Linked DNA regions of Homo sapiens: regions 2 and 3 are each linked to region 1. Evidence: chromatin contacts called from ENCODE Hi-C data. All regions are on one chromosome and are shown on one strand. The core of a region is the stretch at or near the end of the contact, and the rest is flanking DNA. Distances in the headings are between cores, read along the strand shown.

Region 1 (3,180 bases), core at 303-2,802:
TTTTGAAATGGAGTTTCGCTTTTGTCGCCCAGGCTGGAGTGGAATGGCGTGATCTCAGCTCACTGTAACCTCCGCCTCCCGGGTTGAAGCAATTCTCCTGCCTCACCCTCCAGAGTAGCTGGGGTTACAGGAACCCACCAACATGCCCAGCAATTTCTTTTTTTAACAAAACTCCTAACACCTCGTTAATCATTAATTAGTCTTTGGGTTTTGGTTCAACACCTAACATTTGCAAATCACACAATTATCTTTGTTCTTTCATTAGCGGAAGACACTTTCATTTGTTACCCTGAGAATATGAGACATTCACAATCTAATTCCTGACTACATTTGATTTCAAACAGATAGGAATAAGTTCCAGAATATAAAATATTAACTATTTGGGAGTATCTTGTGGGTATGCTCTAATTAAGAAATGCTTCCTTTTCCGAGGAAAACTGCTGACATTGCAAGAGTTATTACAAAGCCACAAATCTTAAGAAAATACATGTTTAACTGAAATTATAAAGATATTTTGCAAAAAAGGGAAATCGCTCCTGCTGGTGTTTTGTGTATAAATCTCTTTCTAACTTCAAGCTCTCTCAAGTTAGGGCAACAGTAAATGAAGTGGGAACAGTATCGCATTGGGAAATATCTGAAATGATACCTATGGGACTATCTAACGAAACTGAGGCCCAGAAGAATTGAAGTGACCTGTGCAATGACACCAATTTGTTAGCAGAGCCAAGATTAGAACCAAGTTTGGTGCCTTCCTGCATCCTTCCTGCATCGGTCCTTTCTCGGTGCTGCAGCAGCCTTTTACTTACTAATTTCACCCTGAAGAAAGGTAGACCATCCTGGCGTGGCAGAAGCGTGGACATTCGTTTTCTAAGGGATGGTCACACACCTTTGCCTATTTGCATTTAGTTTCTTTAAAAAGTAAAAACACCTCCATTTTGGAACACTTTTAGAGACAAAAGCAGAACATACGAAAGTGTATTTCACTGCTGAGTTCTTAAGAGGCGTACACCGTGTGGTTATAACGTGCGCAACTCTGTCCCGGGCAACTGAACTTATTTTTAGCGTTATTTTCGGCTTCTGCTGCAGAAAACTAGGGATTCAACTACCCGCACCTACGTTTCACACAACAGCACTCGTCTCTCTCCTTCACTCCTAATAAAAACACCTTACTTCGTTTATTCCTGCCTGCTCTACCTCGTCTCAACATTTTCTCTTGTTAACTTCCACCACACTGCCTTTTACTCGGATTGGAAACCCACTCTCCCCCAACTTCTGTCTCATACCCCCAACTTCTGTCTCATACCCCCAACTTCAGGAAGCGTCTTCCTTTTTTCCGCCTCTCGTTCGCTTTTGTCTTACGAGGCTTCCGGAACACGGCCCAGAATTACAGAGAAAACACACTGCGCACGCGCACTCTCTCGTCACCGCTGTGCGGCTTCTGTTTGGTTGGCCAGTTCGTCCCAATTTCCGACTCACAGGGCTGCGGAGCAGCAACTCTCACGATATTTGCTGCGACCCGCAGGCGCTATCCGCTGCCGGGTTCTGGCGCGCCCTTTCAGTTCTGCTTGCTGTCGGCACCGCTGCGTTACCCGGAACCGCCGGGCCGAACAGCATGACGTCCGCTTTGGAGAACTACATCAACCGTATCCTCAAGCTGGCCGCCGCGGGCGTGAGCCGGGGTCGCGGAGAGGCCGCGGTCGGGGATCGGTGGGAGGTTGGGAGGCCTGGCCTCGGCGGGATCCTGGGGGCGGGCGAGGAGATGAGGGCCCCGGAACGACCCAGAGTTCGCCGGCGGCGCCTCGAGCCTTCCCGCTGCTGCGGGCCCAGGGGTCCTTTCCATTTTGCCTGCAAAACCCAAATAAAAACCCAGTGTGATTATTCCGAACTTTTCTGTCTTAAAAAAAATGTACGCTCTTGATTCTTACTTACTATTTCCCTATGGCATAAGTGTTAAAGTTTGTGAATAAGATGAACAGTCGTCCTGGCGGCGACAACAGTTTTGCAAATCTTTGTACTTGTTTTATTCACATAATTTGCTCGTTCGAGGATAGCAAAAAGTTTAACGATGGTTCACAGACTGTTTCTGTCCCTTTACCACTTGAAGTCCCAACTTGTTGGTAGAATGAAAAAAAATGGTTGCTGTTGTAATGGATTATAGTGAGGAGCAAGTAACAACCCCATGGGAAGTCTTAAAATAGACTTTACAAGTGTTACCGTTTTAAAGTCTTAGGACAAAAACACTACGTTAAGCTCAGGTACAAACTGGGTGACAAAAATTAAATACCGAATGCTTTTAATGATGCGTTATTGGTACCCTGTGACACTGCTTATATAGTTTCTTTACTTTTGAATTACAGAAGCCTGTCCTGGAAGACAGTTTTTTAACATGCTGGAAAATCGTCCAACATCGATTAATTTAGTACTCATCCACTTTTCATTTTAGAAATAAACAGGCCTAAGAAACGAAATATCCTGCCTGAAATAATAGATTGGTAACCTTCCTAGTAGAAAAGTGTCAAAAATCCAGGATATTTTGAGATAAGATACACCGATCACATACAGAAAGAGGTTTTCTTTTTCTATTTTTTCCCTTTTTTAATCATGTAATTATCACAAAGACAAAAACAGAAGCTTTTTTTAAGTTTTTTTTTTTTTTTCTTTTTTTGAGTCGAGGGTCTCACTCTGTTGCCCAGGCTGGAGTGCAGTGGCTTGATCATGGCTCAATGCAACCTTGAACTCCTGAGCCCAAGCAATCCTCCTGCCTCTGCCTCTGCCTCCTGAGTAGCTGGGACTATAGGTCACCAGGCCAGGGTAATAGAGATGGGGGTATCGCTGTGTTGCCCAAGCTGGTCTCACCTCAAGTGATCCTCCTGCCTTGGCGTCTAAGAAACTTTTAACGTTTTTATGTAGTGAACTTAGTGGCTGTGTTGAATACTTATACCTAGTTGTCATATTTATTCTAAAAATTCAAATCATTCCCTTGCCAGAGTCTGTTTTCAATTTGCATTCCCTAAGAAACACTTTCTTTGATTCAGTTATCAGGAACTGTTGCCGTTATTACATCAGATGGGAGAATGATTGTGGTAAGTCTTTGGAATTTTCATTCTCTGCTTTCCTGTAGGTTTATTGGTTGCAAGTTTTATGTGAAACCTCTAATCTCTAATGCCTAGACAGCACATT
Region 2 (3,180 bases), core at 358-2,857, 1.7 Mb before region 1:
CCCCGACGCTCCACCCCTCAAGTGGGCCCCAGTGCCTGTTTTTTCCCTATTTGTTTCCATGAGTTCTCATCATTTAGCTCCCACTAATGTGGTATTTGGGAAAATCCAACTTTTGAAAGATCTTTAGTCTGCTAATCATGAATGGCCAACATAATTACAGGCATGCCAACATTTGTAACATTGTGACACTTTCCCTGCCATTCTTAGTTAAAACTGATCTTTTGTTCCAAAAATTTTTGCTACCAACAATAGCCTGTCCTTTATAGTTCTTTTATACTTTTGTGTCTTCTCTCTAACTAAATAATCAACTCTTTCAGCATTCCATCCATTTCCCTTTCTCCTCCCTCTTACTCCCAACCCACATTCCCCTCTCCATTTTAATTTTAACCTGTGCCCCTTCAAGTGTACTCCAGCTTTTTTTTTAAAATAATTTCAAGTGATACTTTGACTTTTGACTGCATATGGAAGCATAAGTAACATGTCCTTTCATTTTTGGATAATGAGTTTCCTGATTAATTACAGCTCAAGAGTAAAATGACTGATTACTATTTAATTCATTTTGTGCTTCTTTACAATAAAGTAAAGACAGAAGCCCCAGATTCAGGAACAGACAAAATACTTTAATCGCTATCACATTTTTTTTAAGTCTAGTCAATTAGAAAAGTCAAATCTTTCCTCACAGCCAAGCACATTAAAAAAAAATCTTCTCTGGTAATAAACTTGAAGCTTTAAATAATTCTACAATTATAAACATTTTGTGTATTTTGCAAATATGGCATAACCTGTTGGCATAAAATTCCATTGTTCCAGAAAATATCGGTAATAAAATTATAGAAAAGTTAAAGATCTTCATTTCTTATTTCGAAGCGTTTGGGAGACATTTCAGAAACGGATGGGAAATGTTAAATTCTGCATGCCTGCTTAAGTTTCCATCCACACCGACTAGATGTAAACGAGTGTCACCAAAAGTACACCACAGGCACCCACACAGATTCCTTCCATAAGGGATCCACAAAGTTTAGATGTGAAATGTACCTAAAGGTTCCTAGCCGTCTTTCATCCCTCCCTCTGTGAAACAGGGAGACACATGTGTTTTAAGGCAGAGATGGAACTTGGGCGATGGGCGGGGGGTGGGGGAGGTGGGAAGGGACGGCTTAGGACAGGGCAGGATTGTGGATTGTTTCTGCCGCCTTGGTTGCCCATACTGGGCATCTCTGCAGGCGCGTCGGCTCCCTCCACCCCTGCTGAGATGATGCACTGCGAAAACATTCGCTCTCCCCGGGACGCCTCTCGGTGGTTCAGAGCAGGGAAAATGTTGCCTCAGGTTTAAAATAATCTGCCCAAGCACCCCAGCGCGGGAGAAACGTTCTCACTCGCTCTCTGCTCGCTGCGGGCGCTCCCCGCCCTCTGCTGCCAGAACCTTGGGGATGTGCCTAGACCCGGCGCAGCACACGTCCGGGCCAACCGCGAGCAGAACAAACCTTTGGCGGGCGGCCAGGAGGCTCCCTCCCAGCCACCGCCCCCCTCCAGCGCCTTTTTTTCCCCCCATACAATACAAGATCTTCCTTCCTCAGTTCCCTTAAAGCACAGCCCAGGGAAACCTCCTCACAGTTTTCATCCAGCCACGGGCCAGCATGTCTGGGGGCAAATACGTAGACTCGGAGGTAGGCATCCGTGGGGGGGCGCCGGCTCGGGCGTGCGGGGAGTGTCCGCTTCTGCTATCTGCCTCTCCAAATATCCCGACTGCTGCCCTGGCCCCAGCCCTCTCTCCACTTCGGAGCACTCCTCTGGCGTTGGCACCGCTGAGGAATGGGCCTGGGCGGGGAGGTGAAGAGAAGCCAGGAATGTTTTATGTTTTCCTAATGGAGAGGGGGCCTAGGGAGCCCCTGAGCTAGGAGGACACGGAAAAGGGGATTGGGGTCCTGAGATTGGGTCTGTTGGGCCCAGGACGCGTTTTCTGGATGGGTCTAGGATGCTCCCTTGTCGCGGGACCCCCGCGGTCCGGCCCTGCCTGCTGGGGGTTCGAAGAGGTGGAGTGCAGGGTGGAGGTGTTATTTACCCGAGTCCTGGGGACAGTCCCCGGGACTCTCCGCCAGGCGCCCAGACCGGCAGGTCCCGCAGGCGGCGCGCGGTGTGTTTGCACTTTCCAAAGTTCTTGAACCATCTCAAGAACTCCTTCTGCATCTTGGCGTCTGGCAGGGGTGTTCCGAGAGAGGTAGACCTCCCCTCCCCAAACTGCCACCATCACTTCCAACGCCCTCCACGCGCTGGAGCTCTGCCCGGGTGTGGAAACCTCGTCTTCCAACACGTAGCTGCCCTTCAGCCACCCGCCCGCAGCCTGGGAGTGCCCTGAGGGTGGGTCGGGGGAGCTGCGCAGGTGAGACTGAGTTCTAGGACATTTAGGGGGTCTGGTGCCTGGCTCCGCCAAAAATGGGGACTTTCGGGATTGTGATCATCACGGCGGATTGAGCAGGGAGAGCCGTGGAGGGACAAGAGAGGGCCGAGGCAGGGTGGGGGGCGCGGGCAGGTGCGAGGGGGATGCGGCCAAGAAGCAGCGATAAAGGGAACATTCCACGGGTCGGGCGGCTGCTGTTGGATCTTAGATAAAGCTGGAAGGGATTACCGGGGCAGGGGTAATAGGGACCGGGGACGGGAACGCGAAACAGGTGAAGCGCTCAGGGCGAGAGCGACTCGGCTTAGGGAGTCCGGGAGAAGCCTGCGGCTGCCCCCTCGCCGCCGAGGTCCTGCGGGTCCTGCGGGTCCTGCGTGCTGAGCCGGGGCGTGCGCGGGCGGGGGCCTTCGGACCGCGCGGCGGGGCCTGCCCTGACCCCTGGCGGCGGGCGGGGGAGGCAGGCGCGCCCTGCAGAGTACAGAGGGGTGTGGTGTCCTCTGCGAGATCCTCTTAAAAAGCTGGCTACGCGCAGGCGGTTTCTGTGCACGGAGCCGTAGCTGTCGGAGCGGTTAGTTCGATTTCGAGCTCGAGGTTTCCCCCGCCGCCAGGCTGACTTCTCATCGCTTGTTTTTCTTTTTGCATTTTTCCTCCCACCGCCGTTGCCGCCCTCCCCGTCCTGGCCGTCCGCCCTCCGCCCTCTGCAGGGACATCTCTACACCGTTCCCATCCGGGAACAGGGCAACATCTACAAGCCCAACAACAAGGCCATGGCAGACGAGCTGAGCGAG
Region 3 (3,180 bases), core at 469-2,968, 1.1 Mb before region 1:
TGACTTCCTCTTTACCGATTTGAATGCCCTTTATTTCTTTCTCTTGTCTGATTGCTGTGGCTAGGATTTCCAGTACTATGTTGAATAGAAGTGGTGAAAGTGGGCATCCTTGTCCTGTTCTCAGGGTAAATGCTTTCAACTTTTCCTCGTTCAGTATAATGTTGGCTGGGGGTTTGTCAGAGATGGCTTTTATTACCTTAAGTATGTCCCTTCTATGCCAATTCTTTTGAAGAGATGAATAAAATTGATAGACCATTGGTGAGATTAAGCAAGAGAAGAAGAGAGAAGATCCAAATAAGCTCAATTAGAAACGAAATAGGAGATATTACAACTGATACCACAGAAATACAAAAGATAATTCAAGGCTACTTTGAACCCCTTTACACACATAAACTAGAAAACCTAGAAGAGATGGATGAATTCCTGGAAATATACAACCATCCTAAATTAAACTAGGAAGAAATTGAAAGTCTGAACAGATTGAAATGGTAATTAAAAAGTTACCAACAAAAAAAAGTCCAGGACCAGATAGACTCACAGCTGAATTCTATCAGACATTCAAAGAAGAATTGGTACCAATCCTATTGACCCTATTCCAAAAAATAAAGAAGGAATCCTCCCTAAATTATTCTGTGAAGCCAGTATCACCCTAATGCCCAAACCAGGAAACAATATAACAAAAAAATAAAACTACAGATCAATATCTCTGATGAACGTAGATACAAAAATTCTCAGTAAAATATTAGCTAACTGAATCCAACAGCATGTCCAAAAAGATAATTCACCATGAACAAGTGGGTTTCATACCAGGGATGCAGGGATGGTTTAACATATGCAAGTAAATAAATGTGATACACCATATAAACAGAATTAAAAATGAAAATCACATGATCATTTCAATAGATGCAGAAAAAACATTTGACAAAATCCAGCACCCCTTTATGATTAAAAACCTACCTTAATATTCCTAAATAGAGGCAACTTCAGACTGGGAAAATGCTTGGTAAATTCTTACTAAATATATGCCCCAAACATGGCAATCTTTTAGCATATATGTTTTGTGGGAGGGAGAAGGGAAGGCATTACAAGTCTCCCTCTGATGATTATCATTTACATTTACAATAGTATTTTAACATTTTCATTCAAAACATCTTGGAAATATTTTTAAGTAAGCAAATAGAAAAAAAGAACTTTTCTGGATACAATTTCATACTGAAACCAGTAATTCACTCTGATGCTGAAAGGTAGGCTTTTGTCTTTTGTTTATACATTCCTCCTCTCAGAGGAGGGTCACTGAAGACTGTTACCTACTTAGATGATGCCAGGCACTGATCTAAAGCACTTTGCATGCTAACTCATTTACTCTTCCCCACCGTACAACAGGGTCATTGCTAATGGTTGTTTCCTTTTTACTTACAGGTAGGCTCAATAGGTAGAATAGGCCAGTTAGTAACCTGCCTTCAGTCACACAGCTAGCAATGGAGGAGCAGGGTTGGAACCCAGGCCATCTTGTGCAGGCAGCCTGCACTCTGTCACTCATTTCACTGCCTCTGTGGTCAGCTGTTTTTCTAGCCTGCTGTACAAATGGTAGGTCTGGACTTTATTCTAGCAGTAGCGTGGTGTAGATTCACAGGCTATAAATTAATTACCTCCGTGTGGGTTGTTTCCTTTCACTCTGGTGAGCTAGGCCTAATGGTTGTTTTCCTTTTTAACTCAAAGATGGGGAAGCCCCAACAGCAATAAAGGGATTTCCCTAGAGCCTGGCTGCCTTTGCAGATCTGGGCTGGTGAGGTTTTCTGTGCCCCTGCTGAACCGGATGATCATTGCTGGGCTATCTTATGGTACATTTGTCTTGCAGCATTCTCAGGAAGCAGAGGATGCTTCCGACTGATAGGAAACTTTGAGCAAAGGAAAACCTCTCCTGTAGGAACATTTTGAAAGGTCTCTCTCAAAATGCTGGTCTGTAGTGAGAGCTAAATAACTACAGTGTGTACAGCTTTAGGCTCCTGCTTTAGAGCTTGTTGACATGCCTAGCCTTTAGGGACTCAGCTTTGCCAGGCCTCGAAATGAACCCAGGGTAAGGTTTCTATTCAGCCACTATCCTTTTCTGCTGAGTGCATTTCAGGGAGAGGCAGCATTGAGGTAAAGGATCAGGTGCTCTGCAAAATAGTTGTGTGCATGGAAATGCTTAGCAGTTTGCTTCCTGGCCCCAGGGAGATAATTACCTAACTGCTCTCACCTAAGCAATGTCCTAGGAGCCTGCCATGGACATTTAAAGTACACGGCTGACCCTGGGGAAATTGATTATTTGGGGGCCTCAGGATTTCTATGCTGGAGACTAAAATTATCAAATTAAATTTGATTTCTTTGGAAGAGAGAGCTAAAAACAAAGAAAAACCCTGATGTTTCCTCTGTAAAGAAAAAGTCAATTAACTGAACAGATATACAATGTACTTAAAAATAAACAGGTGTATATTTTATTAGATATCCCTAATACTTCTTAGTTCACAAGGTGAAAGCTAGCAATGACTTTGTTATACCATCTAGCTCACTCTTCCCTTTTAGTTCCTATGCCTATACCCATCCATCCAGCTTTTTCCCTTGCTTAATTTCAAGATACCCCTCTGCCTGCTTGGCACAAGCCTTCCCATCCCAGTCCAGTTCCATCCACAAGAACTGCACCTGTCATCACAGTCCAGACCTGCCAAGTTAGTCTTATCTGCTAGCAAAGACATGCCCAGCCTCTGCAGGGAGTGTTTATTATAGTGGAGAAAATCTCTGGATTTTGCTTCGCTTTTGAGAGTGGTAAGGTGGATATGTGCAGAAAATGCTCCCCTTAATTATCTCAAAATGTTGATAGAATGCATACAATTCTGTATGTTGCATTGACATTTATACATAGATTCCTATATCCCTATTAAAATGTGTGTGTATGTATTTCATTGGATATAGGGATCAATACACATTTTAATAGGATACAGGATATGTATATTTGTGTATATGTATATAGATATACATATATGTACATATATATGCATGTGTGTGTGTGTGTATATATATATATAACAGAGGTATTTTTAAGAGGCATCCAGAGCATAATTTTTAGAAGTCAGAATCAAGAACAGGAAATGGAGAAAATCAGAATGGTAAATAAAATAATTAATTCATGGATTAAATGTA

The links. A loop is a pair of places that touch in the nucleus more often than their neighbours do. Pooled maps may share reads with other maps.
Region 2: a map of CD8-positive, alpha-beta T cell shows a loop between it and region 1 (4-fold over the local background). The contact joins the promoter of CAV1 here to the promoter of LSM8 in region 1. A Hi-C loop is called at or near these places in 1 of 168 maps with a recorded cell type or tissue (CD8-positive, alpha-beta T cell), 2 of 37 single-sample maps with no recorded cell type and 6 of 50 pooled maps.
Region 3: a pooled map shows a loop between it and region 1 (6-fold over the local background). The contact joins the enhancer-like site here to the promoter of LSM8 in region 1. A Hi-C loop is called at or near these places in 8 of 50 pooled maps.

The regions. Positions count from the first base shown.
Region 1 is chr7:118,182,612-118,185,791 of GRCh38, forward strand. LSM8 (LSM8 homolog, U6 small nuclear RNA associated) reads left to right here and starts at 1,553. Exons shown (of 4, transcript NM_016200.5): 1 at 1,553-1,643; 2 at 3,043-3,083. The coding sequence starts at 1,613. It overlaps LOC105375470 (a long non-coding RNA gene), which reads right to left and starts at 1,357. Exons shown (of 4, transcript XR_927904.3): 1 at 1,304-1,357.
Region 2 is chr7:116,523,429-116,526,608 of GRCh38, forward strand. CAV1 (caveolin 1) reads left to right here and starts at 1,608. Exons shown (of 3, transcript NM_001753.5): 1 at 1,608-1,664; 2 at 3,097-3,180. The coding sequence starts at 1,635. RefSeq lists silencers at 1-181, 2,590-2,979.
Region 3 is chr7:117,109,058-117,112,237 of GRCh38, forward strand. All of the region lies in intron 2 of ST7 (suppression of tumorigenicity 7), which reads left to right. It also overlaps a transcript of ST7-AS2 not described here. Among named protein-coding and RNA genes, the nearest start is that of ST7-AS2, 35 kb to the right of the region's middle. RefSeq lists enhancers at 1,451-1,530, 1,571-1,790. Within about 2 kb of position 1,719, at least 4 of the 41 ENCODE cell types and tissues checked have a DNase peak (open chromatin) inside an H3K27ac peak, as active enhancers do.